Regions from separate parts of the Mus musculus genome. Here region 2 is linked to region 1. The links are chromatin loops, found by intact Hi-C in ENCODE. Cell type or tissue: left cerebral cortex. All regions are shown on one strand. Links, peaks and the distances in the headings refer to the core of each region. The heading gives the core; the rest is flanking DNA.

Region 1 (5,479 bases), core at 1,128-3,627:
CCTAGGGGTTTTGGGCTATATTCTCATCCCTGGCTACATCAGGAAAACTGGGTTCCTTCTTCTAGATTCAAATTTTAGCTGCTAAATGACGTTAGGTTTCTAAGGGGCTCAATGATAGATAGGTATATCATCATCGCAAGTTTTACTTATGAGACATCTCAAATGTGTCTTTTCTAACATTTGAAAACATTCCCTGTACTCTGTGGGAGAAAGCTGTAAACCTACGGGGACTATGGATAAGGCAGAGTGCAGAATGTTCTTCTCATAAGGCGGCCTTCTAGAAAGAACTGCATAAACTATGAAAACTGAATACACTTGAAAACAAAAACAGAGGCTGGGCATGGTGGCACACACCTTTAATCCCAGCACTTGGGAGGCAGAGGCAGGCGGATTTCTGAGTTCGAGGCCAGCCTGGTGTACAGAGTGAGTTCCAGGACAGCCAGAGCTATACAGAAAAACCCTGTCTCAAAAAAACAAAAACAAAACAAAAAAATCAGTTTTTAAAAATAAAAAGTACTTTATTAGCACTACTCGAGCTCAAATGCTACGAGCCCTCTGGTACTCTACACAGATCTTTGCATTTCCTTTCATCCTCAAGACAGAGTCTCACTGCCTGGGTGGGACAACAGTACATTTTCTCAAATTCCTCTAACACTTACTCCATGGGAAGGCACAGAGAAGAAATGGCCGCAGTGAGAATGTACAGTGTGCAGGGTGAATATTCAGACACACTTGAGTGAGCCTGCTACTCCATGCAGGAAATGAAGGTAGTTCGAAGGACACTGGAACCATACAGCCACATTGGGAGTGTTCACAAGAAGGCAGAAATCTGAAGTTTGTAATATAAAATCATCCCACATTGGTGAGCATATCCATTCCCCCTGTGGTAAGAAGGAGACAACAGGGATCGAGGAAAGCTTGCTTTAACTCACAGATGGGGCTACACTCCCTACACAGGAAGGCTGGCAGCAGAGCATGGCTATGGGGGCTTGCTCATATTCCTGCACATCGGGAAGCAGAGATCCTCAAATTCCATCCCTAGCCATCTACCTTCTCCATCCAGGCCATTCTTTCTAAAGCAGTGGTTCTCAACCAGTGGGTCATGGATTCCTTAGGGGTCTAACCACCCTTTCATGGGGGGGACACTCAAGACCATCAGAAAACATAGGCTTTTACATTATGATTCATAATAAATAGTAGCAGAATTGCAGTTATAAATAATGGTGGTGGGGGCTCACCACAACATGAGGAACTGAATTAAGAGTCACAGCAATAGGAAGGATGAGAGCCACTGTCCAAAAGGTCACATAGTGTTCGCAAGTGGTGCCACCAGCTGGGGATCAGGTATTCAAACACACACACATACACACACACACACACACACACACACACACACACCCCAATAAGAGACTTTTATCTTCAAACTATAATAAGTGCTCAAATTATGAAACAAATCATCAAAGCTCTTTGTTAATCAAATACAGAAGGTAGGGCTGCCAATGTGTAATCTCTAGTACACACTTACCAAGCTGGAGGAATAGCCAAAGATCTTTAGCGCAATAATATATTCCTAAAATCCAATCCCTGCTTCACAGTTTTAACGCCCAGATTTCCATGCTACTCTTTATCTGAATAGCAATGATGCTATAGAGATGCATAGCAGATCTGGGCTGGGAAGATCTAAGTGTGCTAAGTAGCAAGTATGAAGACCTTACTTGCAACTCCCAACACCCACCAGAAAGCCAGACGTGGTAGAGAGCGTCTGCAAACCCAGCTGCGGAAGGAGACACAGGAGGATCCAGGTGGGTCGCTCAGCAGCCACTCTACAACCAGTGAGCTCCAGCCTCACACTGCCTCAAAAACAGGGTGGAGAGTAACAGAGGAGAGACCCAGGCCTCTATGCAGGCATAGACGCAAAGAAAAGGGGGCAACTCCAGTTTAGATTACACTTAATTATAATAAATTACGTTAGAAGGAGGCATCATTTTAAAAGTCATATTGTCATAATTAAACGAGATAGGTAGAAAAAAATAAAGTATCCGTAATAAACAAAATACAGTTTAAATGTTAAATGGTACAAAAAAATCAGAATTGGTCAGGGCAGATGAAACGGTCACTCTGCAGTAGAAGATGGAGGATGGATAAACACTCTCTACAGTGGAGGAAATGTGATGACCAGCCTGCAAAAGAACAGGAATGCAGAAAACCTGCTGGAGCTGGTGGAACAGAGCCCCCTGCTGGCCACTGGTCGGATGTACACAATAGGTTTTATAATGCAAATTTCAGGATCTTCCATAAAATCCGACCTTTTCATTGTCTTAATCAGCTGGAAGCGAATGAAGCTCCACACCCCCTTTTGAGGTTGCTCTAACCTAGTTACAGTGGAACCTGGAAAACTCGCCAAAATCCACACTGCACAGAGGATCTGCATCGCCCCTCTGTGTGAAAGTCAGCTGAACCTGACAGAAGAGGGCCCCTGCTCGGGTTCTGAAAGCATGAACATCCTCCTTGAAATAGGAGGAGGGTTTCAGATGTGAAACTCAAAACTCAAACTCCACTTTAAATCTTCAGTTTAAAACGGACCTTTGGGGTGATGATGTCTGTCACACTCTGTAACGAGGACTCGAAAATAAAATTGCCTCTTGAACATTTTTTTAAAAACCTTCGATAAACTTCAGTTATATGATGGTTCTTTTAGGATACAAATAGATCCTTTTAATTGAGATGGTGAGAAATCACTTTGGCCGAAGAACTTGAAATATTTACAAATGTGTATATATATATATATCTTCATGTTACTTTAAAGGCATGTAAATCAGGTTGTCTTCAAGTTCACTTCTTGGCAGTGGTGTCTCGCTAGAAACAGTACAGCTGAGTCCCACAGGGCAGGCTCCTGCGAAACGTACCCACCTTCCAGAAGGCAGGTGATGGCAGCTGCCTGCTTAAGGGAAGTTTCTTCCTGTGTACACACTTTCCTCCTGGGAACTAACGGGTTGGTCTCATCGAACCCTGCAGGAGCCTTCACGCATGAGCACCGAGCCATCTCTGTGTGGGTCTTGGCTTCCCCTCAAGTATGTTTTCTTTAGAGAAGCAACAAAGTCTTGACTGTCACAGGCCACCTATACTTCTTCTTCCCGTAGTGAAATTTCCGGAGCCGGTCACTAGCCATTATTAATAGCAGCTACCATGCTAAGGCCAGCTGGGGAGCAGTGTGGCCACGTGATGCGCCCTGAAGAATGTGTTTTCTTTATGCCCATGAAATAAAATTAAACTGGAACAAATTTCCATGGACATTTCAAGACCTAAGAGGCGGAGAGAAAAGTTCTCTCCACTTTTTCCGCTGCGGTGTTACAAAACAGCAACAACCACAAAGCAAACAAACAAAACCTGCAGTGAATTGAAAAGTACACAAGTAACCTGAAATATTTATTTTAGAAGTGATGTCAAGAAATAATGAATAACTGTACTGAACGATGTTCTCAACAGAACTCACCGATCACGATGGAAGACTCACAGTGGTAATAACCATTGCTCTGTTTTTTCTTCAGCATGGAGCAGAGATCTATCTGGTACAATAGTTCTTCTCCAAATCTGTGGTCGATAAATTGTTCATACAATCCAGGCTCGATTTTTCTCACTCCCTTGAAAGGACAAAACAAATCCATGTCAGGCACTCATTTCACTGGGCAGCCAGATCATACGTCTATCAATCTTTCAGAACCTGATAGTACATTTTGGATTCAGAACTGCCTCCCAGCACTTGAAAATAGATGCCACAAAACTGTTGGGTTTTTTGTTTGGTTTTGGTTTTGGTTTTGGTTTTGGTTTTGGTTTTGGTTTTGGTTTTAAGTCTCTAGGCTTGGGGAGGGCTGTATTTAAAGCCATCAATTAAGAGTGCTAATCTGATGTGGTGCACTTGAAACTCAGTACATCTTTAAGCATCAGAGCTGAGAAACCATGAGATGAGACAGATCAAGGGCAGAGCAACCATCAGGGGCAGAGTAACCATTTGCACCATGGACCGGATGGACCGGTGGTTTTGAAGCACTGCGGATCTGTATTTCAGAGGGAGGGGAACCTTCTCATAGTACACAGGGCAGGGAGACCAGTGGGTCTTCTGCATCTTTCTCCATCTGCCTCTCCTGGTTTCCTGTACAGCAAGGGCAGCAGGTGCTGACGACTGTAGCAAGGTCCTCTTGGTGCTACTGTAACCTCCCGGCAGGAAACATCATCCCCTCTCCTCAATACGACAGTGTCCTGACACTGCAACCTCAAGAGACCCAAGACACAGACACTGAGTTTTACTTTTTCTACTAATTTTGACTTTCTACTAATACAATTTCCCCTATTAATAATAAAGATTTCTAGAAATTCCCTATGAGGACAGGAGACCATGTGGTCTTGTTCTATTTCAGTTTCCCTATGCAAATGAAAGTCAGTTTTTAATTTTCACATGAATATGGTTTTAGCCTCAGTGCTTCTTAAAAGCCACTTCCATTATTTCAGTAAATTTGCCACATCAATATTAATATACAGATTGCAAGATGCTTTCGTTTCTACATGCTCCACTGTATGAAGTATCATGTTATTTATCTAGTAGGCTGTTGCCCTTGATAGTTAATAGTATAGTAAGAAATCCTTGTGTTGCGTGTTTAACTGCTCCCTGCCTCCCCTCCCCCCACTTATAGCCCTTCTCAACTCAGTTTGAGAACTCTATTATACCTGCAAAGGCTGAACACTATGGGATATCCCTGACTCCCCTTCATAATAAAAGTCCCAGGTCGATTTGGGATACAAGGAATACATGTCAGTATAACAGGGGTGATTTACAACAAGCCCACAGCCAACATCCATGTAAAGGAAAAGAGGGAATAAGAGAATGCTGTCTGTTCTCTCCATACCTATTCAATACAGTACTTCAAGTCTTAGCTAAAGCAATAAGACAACTGAAGAAGATCAAGAGAGTATATACACATGGGAAGGGAAGAAGTCCAGCTATCTTTAGTTGACGATGGTATGATAGTATTTATTATACATAAATGACCCTAAAAATTCTACCAGAAAGCTCTATAGGGCTGATAAACACGTTCAGAAAAACAGCAGGATACAAAATCAATACACAAAAATCAATAGCCTTCCTATATACGAATGACTAACAAACTGAGAAAGAATTCAGGGAAACAACTCTCACAATAGTCTCAAAAATAATAAAATATTTTTGGGTAATTCTAGCCAGGAAGGTGAAAGACTTGATTAATATAAAATAATAATAATAATAATAAAAAATACACACACACACATATATATATATATATATATATATATATATATATATATATATATATATATATAACTGAAAACAGCAGAGAAAGACATTTAAGAGGATGTCAGTAGATGGAGACACCTTCGTGTGCTGGTAAGATTACTATAGTAAAAAATGGCCATTGTGAGAGGCCGGGTGTGATGGCGCACGCCTTTA
Region 2 (5,479 bases), core at 1,150-3,649, 220 kb before region 1:
AAGAAAATGCCACTTAACTACAAGGAACAAAGTATGGAGTAAAGGTCCTTTGATGAGCAGGAGTGAACTCCGGTGACTTACACCCTGGCATTGGTCCAGTTCCCAGAGAGCAGAGGAGATGCAGAACACAGCAGAGTGGATTTGGTGTCCAAGGAAGCTGGAGGCTGCACAATGCTGTGATTACACGGCATCCTCACAAAAGTCACAGTGCAGACCTCCCTTCAGGGTGCATTTAGAAACATCTTGACAGTGTGCTCCTTTGCCAGAGGGAAGCACTCTCTGGTGGCCTGAAATCACAGACTTGTCACCATTTCACTGACTGTCCAGTTTCTAATCTGTGCTTTGCTGACCCCATAAAGGTTTTCATAAGTGAAGTCATTTTGTTTTTATATTGCAAGCTGACTTTCTGTTTCCTCTCTTTAGAGATGGCAGCTGTGGGTCAAGAGCACTTTCCATTAAAAATAGGTTCTGAAAAACTAATGTGTACCATGGTGATAATAGTGTGTTGATGTACTAGAAGTTTGCACAAAGAATAGAGGCTATTTTAACATGTATACATACCGAAGGTAACTAAGAAGGAGATAGATTTATGTTAGCTAACTTGGTTGTGAGATATATAGATGATATAGTAGTAGATAGATATAGATAGGTGATTTGATGATAGATATATTAGGTAGAAAGGTAGAAGATAGACAGATTAGATCAATTAGATAAATACATAGATAGATAGATCCAAATATTACACTGCCTATTTTAAATACATAGGATTACCTTTAAAATTATTCTTTGGTGTGTGTGTGTGTGTGTGTGTGTGTGTGTGTGTGTGTGTGTGTGTATGAAATTCAAGATTTTATTTTGGACGTTTCAGACTCCGTTGGGCAAACTTTCTGTCTGCAGTTGGTTGAATATGCAGACCAACCAGTGGAACCTGCAGTCACAGAGAGCTTTGTAGCTTGAGTCCAGAACAATGGAGTGTGGAAATCAGAGCTCCACATAAGAAGCCTAGATTTGAAGGCAGGGATAAGCTCTGGGTTGTGGCTCATGTCTATGGTCCCAGCACTCGGAGAGATGAGTCAGAAGAGCTGCTGAGAGTTCTAGGGCAGCCTGCTCTGGATCCTGAGTTTGAGAAACAAATGAACTGTAAGTAAGTTGGGGCTGAAAGAAGTTATTACAGACAGGTCTGGGTGGGGAACGGAGTTTAGCATCTTAGAAACCACAAGAGGAAAGAGGGGGTCAGGCACACCAGTGGGCTTCCTACTGCCTCCTCTTTGGTTCTATCTAGGCCTCTCCCATTTTTGGAGGCATTGCCCATTGTCTTAGTCAGGGTTTCTATTCCTGCACAAACATCATGACCAAGAAGCAAGTTGGGGAGGAAAGGGTTTATTCGGCTTACACTTCCATACTGCTGTTCATCACCAAGGAAGTCAGGACTGGAACTCAAGCAGGTCAGAAAGCAGGAGCCGATGCAGAGGCCATGGAGGGATGTTCTTTACATCTTATGTTTAAACCCTGTACTATATAAAGCTGGCTTGCCTCCCTTGGCTTGCTCAGCCTGCTCTCTTATAGAACCCAAGACTACCAGCCCAGAGATGGTCCCACCCACAAGGGGCCTTTCCCCCTTGATCACTAATTGAGAAAATGCCTTACAGTTGGATCTCATGGAGGCATTTCCTCAACTGAAGCTCCTTTCTCTGTGATAACTCCAGCTGTGTCAAGTTGACACAAAACTAGCCAGTACACCCATATACAGGGTAGCTCTTTTTCCTCAGTTGCCATCCTACATGCCAATCATCTCTGGAAAGGCCTACATAGATATAACAAGTGATTTACTGATTTCTTAGGTATTGCTTAGCCAATTAAGTTAACAATCAACATAAACTACCACATTCTGTATATTAATCTATTGAAAAATATAAAACATATATTAAGAAAAATATGTTCAAGATGAAAAATTGAAAAAAAGATTTCTTCCTAAATTATTTTTCTAGTTTGATGTAGCCCATTTGCCATAGGAAGGTTTTGTTTTGTTTATTTTGTTTTAATGATTAGATGATTCTAAGTTCCATCTCATTGAGAGAGGTTAGCCTTATGTTTAAACCCTGTACTATATAAAGCTGGAACACTACTGAAAATCCGTCAAAGGCTTTTTATTCTATTCGGATAAAAACATTTGAAGCAAAGGCCTATCTGAGTTATTTTTATGTGGCCGAATGTAAATCCTACCCAGAATCTTATCCACAGCAAAGCAATCTGGGAAATGTAGTTTTAGTTCTTCAAGCCATCTGGAATGAAAAGAAGACAAAGAGGTAAGTAAAAGAGACTTCATTGTACTTTGAATTATTAGACCCATCTCTTTGGGCCACGAGTCACTGTGAAAACAATATCTTTAAGAGAAACAATAACAAGAAAGCTTGAGTTACAAGAAGACGACATTGGTAGTGAGACTGAGTCAGCACCAGGCCGTATAATAAGTAGATGTGAAAATGTTTCTTAAAGACAGTAGTCTAGCCAAATGGGAGTTCTGGCTTCAAATTCTGAAAAGTCTGTCTGACAGGAAAATGAGCAGATTGACGCTGCTGCAGCAGAGGACAGGGCTAAGCCACGGCGCAGGCTAGGAATGGAAAGAGAGTCTGGAGCCGCTGTTCAATACACCGGGAGGGAGAGCAGCCCTCCTTGGGTGTGGTTCCCGCAACCACGAAGATAGCTAAGGGAGGAGGAAGGGGTGGACTGAACGGCTTCTGAGGCCTTGAGATGCTTAAGCCAAACCAAACTCTCTTAGCCACATTCCTTCCAAATTCTTGCTAAAATGTCTGATGGTGCAAATGTTAACTCTTGGCTTCTTTAAGATAATGCGGGTTACTTCTGCTCTTAGACCACAGCAAAGCTGCCTGTGCCTCTAAAGCTGTAGCCAATGTGCAGTGCGAACCTGGTAACAGAACAGTCCTAGTCCTCCCACCCCCTCCCCGCCGTGTGTGTGTGTGTGTGTGTGTGTGTGTGTGTGTGTGTGTGTGTGTATGTGTGTGTGATTTCTCACCATCTAGTCACCCTGCATTGAGTCAACCCTTCACACCTTGTGAGCAGTGCATTTTCAATAATACTCATTTGGGATCACTCCCGTCCCTTCCTGGTAGGAGGCTGATATTATTTTCCACACCTTAAAATCAAACACAAACTCAGACACTTGAAGAAATTTTCACAAGGTCACTGAAAATTAGATGGAGACGCAGGGCGCTAACAGGATGCTTAATTTGCAGAGTCACACAGCGCCCCACACAGCGCCCCCAGGCTCCACAGGGGGGCTGCCTGACAGGCCCAGGAAAATGCAGTGGTGGCTTCAGCCCTACTTTTCAGTTCCTGCTTTTGAATGAGCAAAACAATCACCATGTTTTTATAATTTTTAAAAAGGAAGAAAGAAACAGAACGAGAACCATTGACAAAGCCACAGGAAGGCTTCGAGGTGCACCGCCTGGGCTCCATCTTACTCTTTGTCTGTTTTATCCAATTCTAGATCATAACACGTCACTAAGAAGAGGTTTTTGATGTTGTTTATTTTGTTTTGCTTTTTGTTTTTTAATAAATCCACATAGAAAAGGTCTATTAGTGGGCTGCCTTGTTAAATCTTTCTCTGTGTTGTTTTAGCCACAATGAGAAAAAGGCTGGGTGAGTGTGGCGCCCTGTGTGCTGCCGCCTTCGGTTTCTCTAAGCCTGCTTCCATCTGTCCATTTGTGAATTATTCAACCAACGCGGAGCAGCGCTGTTTGGGGGTGGATCTTTATAAAGGGTGAGATTGAAATGAGCTCTCAAACCCACTCCTAGATCCTCAGTTCCCTGATATACCTCAAAAAGAGGAAACCTCATTGCCAAGTACAACACAGGCAAATGTGGCTAAGGGCGGATTTTCATCGCCAGCTCTGTAGGAATTCTACATTTTTCTGAGAATATTTAAGTTGATTTTAAAGGGGAAATGGAACTCAAAAAACGCCATTAAGCTCTTAATTCTCATATATTTTTCCTGAAATAATTTCCTTGAAGGCTCGGTCCTAGTATAGCTTGAAATCTTGTGGTCATGCTTGAAGCCCTGGGGAGAGGCAGTGGCCGATTGGGGAGCAGGAGAGGAGAAGCCAGGCACCCATTCCCACAACCTTAAGAGCCACTGCTGCCATCCCTAAACTTTTCCTCCTGATACAAAATGTCCTTTGAAATATTTTGGCAAGTAAAAGTGAAACTCTTGGGCCTGGTGGTGCAGACGTAGAGTGCTCATGTAGAGCACAGAAGAACCTGTCACCCAGCACACAGAAACCTATGCCTGATCCTGGGACTTTGAAGGCACATTCATACCAACACCCCGCCTACACACAAATAATTTTTTTTTCTGAAATAAGCCCAATCTTATAAATCAGATTAGTATATGCCTTAAGAGTTACCCATACGATTTAGAAAATAAACCAGGACTACAGAGATAACGAAAGCAGTTTTATTGAGATGTTAAATGTTTAGAGCTGTCTGTCATTTATTGCTGGTTCTTTTTCCTCCAGTTTGTCTGGTTTGTATGAAAAGTGGAATAATGAGAATTTGTCCTTCCCACACAGTTCAACCTTGGTTGATAATATCAGTCTTAGAGACTCATGGCTTCCTTTTCCCAAGGCATCTCTCTTATTTAGGACAGGAGCTAAGGAACAGTGTCTGGGGGTGGGAGTAAGGTCAGAGTTGCCTGACCTGAGATTGAAGTCTGATCAGCGAATTGATGGTGGCTTGTGGGCAGAATAGTGGCCATGCTTTCTGGCAGGTGGGGATGGGTGGGAGGGGGTTATTTGTGTGTATGCGAGGGGGGGTGTTGGTGTGAATGTGCCTTCGTAGTACTGGGATCAAACAAAAGTTCTGTGTGTGCTGGGTGACACAGGTTCTTGTGTGTTCTACATGAGCACCCTACCGCCAGGCCCAAAATTTTCACTTTTACTTGCCAAATATTTCCAAGGACATTTTGGATCAGGAAGAAAAGTTGCCTCAGTGTTGTGAGTGTAGGCTAGACCCTAGAAAGAACACCTTGAGTTGGTAAGACCTACATGCACCTTGTTGATACACCAGCTAGAAACACCTGCCCTTCTTGTGCAACCACTACCATTGACAGCAACCACAATGACCAAATGCTAAGGAGCTATTCACATAAGATTCCTGGTATATTTGGATAAGCCAAGAGAACTGGCATGGGGGGGAGGGGGAGGGATTGATGCAGAACACAGGATTTGCCACAGTCACAGCAAGGTGGATTATAAATAGGAAAAGAACAGTTTTCACATGCACACAGGTGTGTGTACACTGCTGTGTTATCAGGAGACTGAAGATCTAAGTTCCAGTTCTAAAACTGATTCAGTGATTTGGAATTAAGTAAATGATGGCGAATAATATTAAGGATGGGTTTCCGATGCTTCTTAAAGTTAAACCTTTATATATTTATAAGAAACATGCTTCGCTGGTCGTT

What was found. Hi-C counts contacts between places; a loop is a spot of excess contacts. Peaks named below come from ENCODE experiments on the same cell type or tissue, not always from the same donor. Only the 100,000 strongest peaks of a DNase experiment are listed, where the experiment ranks them.
Region 2: a loop joins it to region 1, with 2.7 times the contacts of the local background. A loop is called at or near these places in 1 of 42 quality-filtered maps.

The regions. Positions count from the first base shown.
Region 1 is chr10:25,217,118-25,222,596 of GRCm38, forward strand. It overlaps Akap7 (A kinase (PRKA) anchor protein 7), which reads right to left. Exons shown (of 8, transcript NM_001379238.1): 7 at 3,494-3,641. Among named protein-coding and RNA genes, the nearest start is that of Gm25016, 46 kb to the right of the region's middle. In left cerebral cortex, for the core only: a CTCF peak has its summit at 2,234 (motif pointing left); DNase peaks (open chromatin) are centred at 1,786 and 2,228.
Region 2 is chr10:24,997,753-25,003,231 of GRCm38, forward strand. It overlaps Gm47715 (a long non-coding RNA gene), which reads left to right and starts at 2,275. Exons shown (of 5, transcript XR_001779744.1): 1 at 2,275-2,306. In left cerebral cortex, for the core only: no CTCF peak of the experiment used is centred there; DNase peaks (open chromatin) are centred at 2,302, 2,434, 2,667 and 2,911; H3K4me3 peaks cover 423 bases; H3K27ac peaks cover 1,459 bases.